Regions from separate parts of the Homo sapiens genome. Here region 2 is linked to region 1. Evidence: read pairs that join two places in POLR2A ChIA-PET (ENCODE). Cell type or tissue: K562. All regions are shown on one strand. Each heading gives the region's core, and the rest is flanking DNA. Links, peaks and the distances in the headings are about the cores only.

Region 1 (5,389 bases), core at 315-5,314:
ACATGGTGAGACCCTGTTTCTATTAAAAATACAAAAATTAGCCAGGCCTGGTGCCGGGCACCTGTAGTCCCAGCTACTTGGGAGGCTGAGGCAGGACAATCGCTTGAATCCAGGAGGTGGAGGTTGCAGTGAGCTAAGATCATGCCACTGGACTCCAGCCTAGGTAACAGAGCAAGACTTTGTCTCAAAAAACAAAACAAAACAAAGCACATACTTCCTCAAAGTGCTTTAAGGTACATGTTAATTTTTTTAATTAAAATTTTTTATTAAAAAATATATATATCTGTGTAGTGTGAGAACAAAAAAAGAAAAAGCATAATATCTTCTTTCTTTAATGGAAATTAAAGTATGATGCTGAATTTTTATAATGGCAAAAATAATCTAGCTATTTCTAAGATACTAAGACTCTGGTTTTTGTTTTGATTTTGGTTTGTTTGTTAAATCAGGAATGAATGTTCAATTTTGCTAAATGGCATTTCAGTATCTAGTGTGATGATTATACTTTTTCCTTTGATCTGTTAATATAGTAGCACATTGGTACAATTCCTTTTTTTTTTTTTTTTTTTTTTTTTTTTTGAGGAATCTCACTCTGTCACCCAGGCTGGGGTACAGTGGTTCGATCTCAGCTCACTGCAACCTCTGCCTCCCGGGTTCAAGCGATTCTCCTGCCTCAGCCTCCCGAGTAGCTGGCATCACAGGTGCCCACCACCATGCCTGGCTAATTTTTGTATTTTTAGTAGAGACGGGGGTTTCGCCAGTTTGGCCAGGCTGGTCTCGAACTCCTGACTTCAGGTGATCCACCTGCCTCAGCCTCCCAAAGTGCTGGGATTACAGGCATGAGCCACCGCGCCCAGTCGGTACAATTCCTAATAATGGGCCATGCCTGCATTTCTGGAACCTCACTGGGTTGAGGAGTTTTTTTGTTATTGCTGGTATAGAACAATTGTGTCTCCATACATCTGCCTATTCTGGACATTTCATAGAAATGGAATCATACTATACGTGACCTTTTGTGTCTAGCTTCTTTCACTTAGTGTGTTTTCAAGGTTCCTCTATGCTATATCATGTATCAGTAAATCATTACTTGTTATGGCCGAATAATTTCTCATTGTATGGATAGACCACATAGAAATGCTTTTATGTCATCTACCAAGTTAATGTTCGTATCATCTTCCTCCTTTATTTCACATCTCTAGTGGATTACATTGTAGATATTCTGGTGTTGGAAAACCCTTTCATTCCTGAAATACACTTGACTTGGTTGTGATTATTATTCATTTAATAAATTGCTAGATTCGATTTGCTAGTATTGTATGTAGAATACTGGTATCTTTCTATATGTGAGCTTAGCCTATATTTTATATTTCTTTTGCTCTCCTCATTTAGCTCTGGTATAGGGTTATGCTAGCACAGTAATATTTGTATAAGATAGGAAATATTTCTTCCTTAAATGTCTGATAGACCCTAGCCATAGAGTCATAGGATCTGTTCCCTTTTGGAAAGTAGGTCTCGGCTAGCATTTCAGTTTCTTCTATAGTTATTGGTTTATCCAATCTTTCTACTTCTTCCTGGGTCAGTCTAATGTGCAAGCAGTAATGTGTACAAAACAGCTTGATGAGATATCACAAAACAACACCCAGGTCAAGAAATACAAAATTGCCAATATTCCAGGAATCCCACTGGTGATTCCTCCCAATTACTGTTTATTTTCTTTCCAAAGTAATTATTACCTTAATTTCAATGATAATTATTTCCTTGCTTTTCTTTATAGTTTTATCTCATAACCGTGGAACCCCAAACACGACAGTTGTTCTTCGCATGTATTTAAATTTTAAAAAATTTAATTTTAGTTTTTGTAGGTACATAGTAGGTGTATTTATTTATGGGGTACATGAGATGTTTTGATACAGGCATGCTACGCATAACAATCGCATCATATAAAATGGGGTATCCATCCCCTCAAACATTTATCCTTTGTGTTACAAACAACCCAATTATACTCTTTTAGTTATTTTAAAATGTACAATTAAATTATTATTGACTATAATCACTCTGTCATGCTATCAAATACTAGGTCTTATTCGTTCTATTTTTTTGTACCCATTAACCATCCCCACTACCCACAGCCACCTCCACTACCCTTCCCAGCCTCTGGTAACCATCCTCCTACTCTCTATCACTGTATTTAAATTTTATGTAAACGAAGTTACACAATATTTATTCTTATGGACTGGTTTGTTCCACTCAGCAACATGGTTTTCTCCTGCCATTTCCTGTTTTCAGTATTTTGCAGCAGAGTGCCCAACATAGAACATAATCGCAAATATTCCACTGCAGAAAAGAGGTGCTAGTGCTTAAGCACAAACGGGAGACATGATTATTTTGCTTTAAATAAATACTTAAACACAGCTCAGGTCCTGCAAGTATCTGGACTCTAGGTCTGAGTAGTGGAGCTGAGTCCCACTTGGGCCCACAATGATATCATGATTCCCCCCTTCCTCTCAGTGATCAATACGTGGCATCGAGTGCCAATGGTCAAACGTGATCGCAATGAGCTCCTTTTCTAGAGCCTTCCGCAACTCTCTACGGACACGACTAGCCAGGATAAAGACCATTAGAATTGTTCGGTCAGTGGTCCGTAACAGTTAAGTATTTTAAGGCTGTCCATGGCGAAACCCTGTCTCTACAAAAAATACAAAAATTAGCCAGGCTGGTGGCATCCGCCTGTGATCCCGGCTACTCGGGAGGCTGAGGTGGGAGGATCACTTGAGCCTGGGAGAAGAAAGAAAGAGAGAGAGAGAGAGAGAGAAGTATTCTTCATGGGTCTCTTGGTTTTTTTTATCGGGGAGACAGATGCATTTAGGTGATTTTCTTCAGCTCATCCTGCAGGACCAGCAGGTCCCTGTTTCTGAGGACCACATGCCCTTGAAGAAAGCTTTGCCCCTTTCCTCTCTGAAGATGGTCCTCCAACAATCGAGGGTGCCTGTGTACTCGAGGTCAGCTTCTTTGCCTCGACTGCATCTGCATCCCATCCACCTAGGCAGGCAGATCATTTGAGGCCAGGAGTTCGAAACCAGCCTGGTCAACATGGTGAAACCCTGTCTCTACTAAAAATACAAAAATCAGCCAAGAAGGGTCACACGTGCCTATAATCCCAGCTACCAAACTTAAAAAAAAAAACCTCTACTATATCTTCTGAATAATAATTTGAATATTATTTCTTTGTCTCTTAGGTCACTCATCAGCAAACATATATAGTGTGTCTGCCTTAGGTAAAGTAACTGACCAGGTTCAAAGATGCCTCTGATATGAACCAAATCACTGACCCTCGCAAAACATGTTGCTTTAAGAAATTGCCTTTGTATGAGAGTAATCCCTATAGGAGCATCTTAAGTTCCTTAAATTTTTTCCTCTCAATAAACCCAGTAGTAATTGTACCCTCCTGACAGTCTTCAGAGGGCAACAGAAATTACTTAGAGTTAAGAAATTAAAGTGAGTAAAGGATACAAATTATTTACAGGATAAGACTTTATGTGCAAAATACATCTATAAAGTTTACTTCGTCAAAGTCTGACCTGTTTGCTTAGCCTCTCTATTCTTCCCTCCATTTCCTCTTTCCATTCCCACCTTTCTTCTTAGTGCCAATATTTTCCTCAAACAAAGGCTTTTCTCATTAACTGCCTGCATTGCTTTGCCTCCAGCCCTCTGAGTCTGTGTTCTCTTTGGTCATTGTTTTCCATCAGCAGAAGCACAGACACGCTCTCTTCTAAGTATTCAAGGCATGCCTGACTTCCCAAGATGATCTTCCCAAGTCACTGAACGTAACATCAAGAACTTTTGCACATTTTAGAGTACATACACGGGAAGCCACATCCCAGAAATCTACATGGCAACCTCGCTAGGTAACTCTTAACTCTGAAACCCATTTCAGAAACACTGCCTGGAGTTCAAGGGCAGAGCTGGAATTATAGTTCAAAGCTTTGGGGTGGTCTGTTATGCAATTAACCAACTCACTTTGTTATTAATAGTATCACGAATCATTATGCAAGCCAGGTGTGCTTGTAAGGGAAGCACCAAGCACTGCTTCAACCATTTAATTATTTATGACACTTTCCCCCTTTTTAACTAAAGCATGCTTGCTGTATAAATTTTGACAAACAATAGGTAACTTAAACACCAGCCATAATCTTACCACATAGATGGTATCACTTATTATGGCAGCATGCACTTCCAGGCTTTTTTTTTTTTTTTTTTTTTTTGAGACAGAGTTTTGCTCTTGTTGCCCAGGCTGGAGTGCAATGGCGTGAACTCAGCTCACTGCAACCTCCACCTTCCAGGTTCAAGCGATTCTCCTGCCTCAGCCTCCCGAGTAGCTGGGATTACAGGCATGTGCCACCACGCCCGGCTAATTTTGTATTTTTAGTAGAGACAGGGTTTCACCATATTGGCCAGGCTGGTCTTGAACTCCTGACCTTGTGATCTGCCCACTTCGGCCTCCCAAAGTACTGGGATTACAGGTGTGAGCCACCATGCCCGGCCCACTTCCAGGCTTTTTAAATGCATTGCTGATATTATATGTAATTTTACTTTCTGCTTAAAATTATATTAAAAGTAGATTTCCATGTCTGTAAATTTTTTATATCATTAAATGGCTGTAAAATATCACCTTGAATCATAAAGAAATGAAGTTTTCCTTTTATTAGATTGTAACTTGTTTCCAATTTCATCACAATTGTAAGTAACATTGATATGGAAATCCTTATGCATGACTCTGTCTGTATTTCAGATTATTTCCATAGGCAAAATATATATCTGATACAGGTCTTGCATCCAGAATATATAAATAACTCTTACAAATCAATTATAAAAAGACAAATGAGTCAATTTTTCAATGGGTAAAAAAAAGTGAACAGATAATTTACCAAAGAAGATCTACTTAAGGCAAATAACCCCATGAAAATATACTCCACATTAGTCACCTGAGAAATACAAAGTAAAAGGACAATGAGGTAATACTACAAACACTACAGGCTAACATTTTTTAACTGGCAATACAAAGTGTTAGCAATGATATGGAGCAACTGGAATTCTCATACATTGCTGGTGGAAATGAAAATGATACAGCCCCTTTGGAAAACAGTTTATCCAGTGTTTTGTAAAGTTAAACTACACTTACTATACAACCCGGCAACTCTCCTCCTAGAAATAAAATACAATTCTACTCCTCAGAGAAGTGAAAATACATCCACACAAAAACCTGTATATGAATATTCAGAGCACTTAATTAATAATAGCCCAAACTGGCCAGGCGTGGTTGCTCACACCTGTAATCCCAGCACTTTGGGAGGCTGGGATGGGTGGGTCACTTGAGATCAGGAGTTTGAGACAA
Region 2 (5,389 bases), core at 147-5,146, 110 kb before region 1:
GGGATCTGTTTGAATTTCTTAAAAGTGGATATTTATACTCCAGAAGACACAAACGTTTTCTTTTTCTTTTTTTTTTTCTTTTTTTTGAAGACAGGTTCTCACTCTAGTGCCCAGGCTGGAGTGCAGTGGTGTGATTTCAGCTCACTGCAATGTTTGCCTCCTGGGTTCAAGTGATCCTCCCACCTCAGCCTCCTGAGCAGCTGGGACTACAGGTGCACAACACCACACCCAGATAATTTTTTTATTTTTTGTAAAGACCAGGGTCCTGCTATGTTGCCCAGGCTGGTCTCAAACTCCTGAGCTCAAGCGATCCACTTGCCTCAGCCTCCCAAAGTGCTGGGATTATAGGTATGAGCCGCTAATGTCCCACCCCTTTTCTTTTTATGAAGAGTTGATGTGGATGTCTGTCAACTCAGATGTGTGATTGCAGCCCATGGCTTTTTTTACAAGGAGATCATTACTTTTTGATAGATTATGCTAAGGAACATCACATGCCATTATTAACTTCACATTCTACCAAAAGCCTAGAGAAGGACATGACACTTTGTGGAAAGTGTTAAAGTTGTAGAAAATTCATGGGGAGGTCCGTGTGCTAGCTTACACTGAACTGAAGCTCATGAAGAACACACAGACTAGAGACTGGAGGGTTAAGGTGTGATTTATTTTGACAAAATTCAAGTCAGGCTCTTTAAAGATGATATTCAAAAGAATTAAATATAAAAGAAGTGGTGGTTTTTGCTACTGAAACTAATAAGACCAAACAATTCGAACATGTCTATAGACTAGAATTTCTTAAAAGTGACAGTGAATTATAAGCTCATTAGTCCATAATAAGAAAGCAATGTAGAGTTTTACTGAACAATCTAGTCACTTAATTTTGTGTATAACTTATGTGGATTACTAATTTAAAAATATATATAGTTCTGTGTAAAAAAAAAAAAAAAAAAACTTCACTGAAATTATACCAAACAAAATTTCAACTGTTTTTGGTCATTTAGAAGATCCTTCACGATGTTGCAGTATTTCAGTTATCAAGTATTATTCGATATTACCTCAGACTTTCTGGGTCTGTAAATGTTATGACAGTTTCAATACTATATAAATAGAATAGCAAATCACTCTTTACATTTGATGCTTTTCTAGTTATTTCACTGATTAGGTTATTATTGATAGCTCCATTAATGTAAAGTCTTAGGTTGTTATTGTGTATCAGTAATCTCTTGGACTTTGTTAAACATTTTACTGTGATAATATAGAGAGAATTAAAGCAAGAAAAGCCTGAATTATTGCCTTGTTTTTAAAAATACAGTCTGCAATGTGTGTGTGTGTTTGTTGTTGTTGTTTTGAAACGGGGTCTCACTCTGTCACTGAGGCTGGAGTGCAGTGGTATGATCACGGCTCACTGCAGCCTTGACCTCCCGGGTGCAATCAGTCCTCTCACCTCAGCCTCCTGAATAGTTGGAACTACAAGTGTATGCCACCATATCCAGCTAATTTTTTTTTTTTTTTTTTGTAGAGACAGAGTCTCACTATGTTGTCCAGGCTGGTCTTGAACTCCTGGGCTCAAGGGATCCTCCTTCCTTGGCCTCCCAAAGTGCTAGAATTACAGGCATGAGCCACTGTGTCCAGCCTCTCCAATGTTTTTAGATGTCACTGTCTCATTTTTCCACCTGGAAATTAGGAATAATATAGAATGCCAAGCAGTATGTTTCCTTTTGGAAAGGACTTTGAAGACAAAAAAGAAAGGAGAGAACCCGATGGCTAGAATATTATGAATATTCCAGGATTGAGTTGAAAAGAGAAGACTGAAGATCCAAGTTGCATTCTTAATCTGTCTCAGTTTTTTTTTTTTTTTTGCACTAACAATCAGTTTGTGAATAAAGAGGAAAAAAGGAAAAAGGAAAAAAAAATCGTGATTCATGAGAAGAAGTCAAAATACCAACATTAATAGGAGTTTGGAAGAAGCTGATTCCAACTCTCATGGATGACTTTGGGGATTCAAGCCTTCAGCAGAGAAAGTAACAACAACTACAGATGTGGTGAAAATAGCAAGACAACTAGAATTAGAAGTGGAGCCTGAAGATGTGACTGAATTGTCGCAATCTCATGATCAAACTTGAACGGATGGAAGTGGCTTCTTACGGATGGGCAAAAAAAGTGGTTTCTTGAGATGAATCTCCTCCCGGTGAAGATGCTGTGAACATTGTTGAAATGACAACAAAGGATTTAGAATTACATCAACTTAGCTGATAAAGCAGCAGCAGAGTTTGGGAGGGATGACTCCAATTTTAAAGAAGCTACTGTGGGTAAAATGCTATCAAACAGGATCAAATACTCCAGACAACTCTTCCTCTTCTTCATGAAAGGAAGAGTTAATGGATGTGGAAAACTTCATTGTTGTCTTATTTTAAGAAACTGTCACAGTCACCCCAACTTTCAGCAACCACCCCCCTGGTCAGTCAGCAGTTATCAACATCAAGGCAAGACCCTCCACCAGCAAAAAGATTATGACTCACTGAAGGCTCAGATGATTGTTAGCCTATTTAGCAATAAAATATGTTTAAATTCAGGTATGTACATTTTTTAGACTTAACACTTAGTAGGCTTAAAACACTTAGTAGACTATAGTATAGTGTAAACATAACTTTTATATGCACTGGGAAACCAAAAAAGTTGTGTGACTCCCTTTACTGTGATATTTGCTTTATTGCAGTGGTCTGGAACAGAACCTGCAATAGCTAAAGTGTGCCCAAGTATACCACTGGGTGTTTTTAATATTTCTTCATATGACACACAGTTCTGGACTCTCTGACATACTAAAAACTACTTGTGTGACTCATACAACTGCAGCCTTAGCATAGATAGCATAGGCTGTGTAACTGGGCTCAGTAGAGAGTTGTCTGATAAGATAAGTCTGTAGCCAGAAGCGATGCTTGTTTATAGGTGATTCAGCACAGAGGCAGTTTATTGGGACTCCAATTGACAGCATCTTAGAGGCAAAGACAAAGGATCAAAGAGCCAAAGATAGAACAGAGCCATCGGCCAAAGCCCCAAGGGGCACTTATGACCAGAATAAACTGGGTGGACCCATCTTGAGCCCTGGGTGACCAAAATAGGAACCCAAAGGTTACAAGCTACAGCCAATCACTATTCTCAAGAGTATGACTAGATTTCAATTAACCTTTGCAAAGACAAAACCCAAAGACCATAGGTAGTGAGTTAAAAAAAAAAAAAATTGGCTTATCTGCCTAAACGGACTGAATGGTTCACTTTCTCTTGGCTTCATTTTAGCTCCAAGGGGTAGAGTCTATTCACTTTGCATGTCTCACTTTGTTGCTTCAGAAGGATGGACACTAGCATTAGTAAATGAAAGTTTGATAAGGAAGAGGATTTATATACAAAGTATCACCCTACAAAATACTTACTAATTACAAAGTGAAAAATAGTAACTTAACAGTGGAGAAGCCTGGCAGATACCAGTTAACTAGATGATTTAGGTTGGTTATCAGTGATGGGACAAGTAGGCATCAGGACCTCTTGTTATGATGCACCTAGAAAGACACACCATTGCAGTATCCCAGTCAAAAACACATACCTTAAATCTAAGCACAGGGAACATCAAAATCACTCAAATTAAGGAACATCCTATAAAGTAGAACTGGCCTGTAAACTAAAAATGTCAAGGTCATGAAAGACAATGTAAGATTAAGGAGCTGTTCCAGATTAAAAGAGATTTAAAAGACATGACAACTAAACACAATGTTTGATCCCAGATTAAATCCTGAACCGAAGGAAAATGTTTTTCTTTTGCTACAACGGGCACGACTGGGACAATTAGTAAAATCTGAATAAACAGATTAGATAACAGTTTATATCAAAGTTAATATCCTGATTGTGACATCTATACTTTGTTTTTTATTAGTTTAGTTTGTTTTTTTAAGGAAATATACACTAAAATGTTTATATTATATACTGTATATAATTATAAAGGGATATTATATATTATGTGGCTGACTTTCAAATAACTCAGAAAAATATGATAAAACAAATGTAGCAAAATATTAACCATCGGTGAATCTGGGTGAAGAGTATATGTGAATCTTGTGTATCATTTTTCTACTGTTTATGTAACTGAAATTATTTCAAAATGAAATTTTTAATTAAGAAAAGAAAAGGACAAGATGAGTGAAAAGTCCAGCCCCCTGAGGCGCTCCTGACCACAGAGACTCAGGGTTCCAAGGCTGGCCTTCCTCCTTTGATACTGCAGTGACAAACAGGATGAGCAAAGACTTCAGAGCTGTGCAGATCTGGGTTCCAATCATTGTGCCTCACATAAACTAAGCTCACTAAAAAAAGATGGTATTTATTATTTCAAATTTTTAAAAAGCAACAGAAAAATATGAAACGCTTCCTCATTTATTTTATGGAGCAAGTTAAGTACAGCCCTAATACCAAAACTCTGGCATTCAGTACAGGTGAAAAGAAAACTATGTATTATCCCATTTACAAATTACTAGTAAATTGAATCAGGCAGTACATTAAAAGAATAAGACACCATGGCAAAATCAAGTTGGTTCAAAAAAGTAAGGATGAATGGATGGAGGGATGGACAAATATCAAGAAATTCATTAAAATAATTTATCAGTTATGGAAGTCAAAAAAGATAAAGACTTAGAAATTCAATAAAGAGGCATTTTCAACATTTGAACATCTTTTCCTGATTTTTAAATGTTTATTTTTCCAGTGGGACTGTTTATAACTTTTCTGATTATAAAAGTAATCATGATTATTGTAAAAATTTCCAAGTAAGGCAAAAGTGGGTAGAATAGAGTTTCCTCACAGTCCATGACACTGTGGAGTCTTTCAAGCTTGTGAAAGCATCTTTACAAGTAGGTAGATCACGAGCCAGCACGCAAGAAACAGAGGAGAGAGAGAGAGAGAACCCTATTCTGAGAATAAAAGGCAATTCCTCTGTTAGCTTGTGGGCTCTCACAAAGCATACCACTGATAAAATGGAGTCACACTATCGCCTCCCTTTCCATGATCTTCCCCCTCCTGCCTAACCAGCCATCACTGCAGAAGGTCGCAAATCCACATGTGAGTCACTTCAGAGCAGCTCTCCTCACATGTAGGTTCTCACCACTCAGATACTATCCATCCTCAGCTATGAAGGGCTCTGTGTAGAAAGATAAGAGGGTAAAAAATAAAAAATTTTAAGAGAGAACATTTAGGTATACAATTTAAAAGATGGGGAAATTAGAGAATTAAGGAGATACTGTGCAGAATTAAAATCATCATCATCATCATCATCATCATCTGCTTTGCAGGCTACACAGCGTAAGGAGCATATTATTTAGAGAACATTTGTGTTTAAATTCTCTGGTGTTTC

Evidence for each region. Peaks named below come from ENCODE experiments on the same cell type or tissue, not always from the same donor. Only the 100,000 strongest peaks of a DNase experiment are listed, where the experiment ranks them.
Region 2: POLR2A ChIA-PET joins it to region 1 with 5 read pairs; 4 of 35 experiments call an interaction of 5 or more read pairs at or near these places.

The regions. Positions count from the first base shown.
Region 1 is chr2:69,705,746-69,711,134 of GRCh38, forward strand. It overlaps a transcript of ANXA4 not described here. Among named protein-coding and RNA genes, the nearest start is that of ANXA4, 34 kb to the right of the region's middle. In K562, for the core only: no CTCF peak of the experiment used is centred there; no DNase peak of the experiment used is centred there.
Region 2 is chr2:69,598,451-69,603,839 of GRCh38, forward strand. All of the region lies in intron 2 of AAK1 (AP2 associated kinase 1), which reads right to left. It also overlaps the pseudogene B3GALNT1P1. Among named protein-coding and RNA genes, the nearest start is that of AAK1, 43 kb to the right of the region's middle. In K562, for the core only: no CTCF peak of the experiment used is centred there; DNase peaks (open chromatin) are centred at 2,881 and 5,091.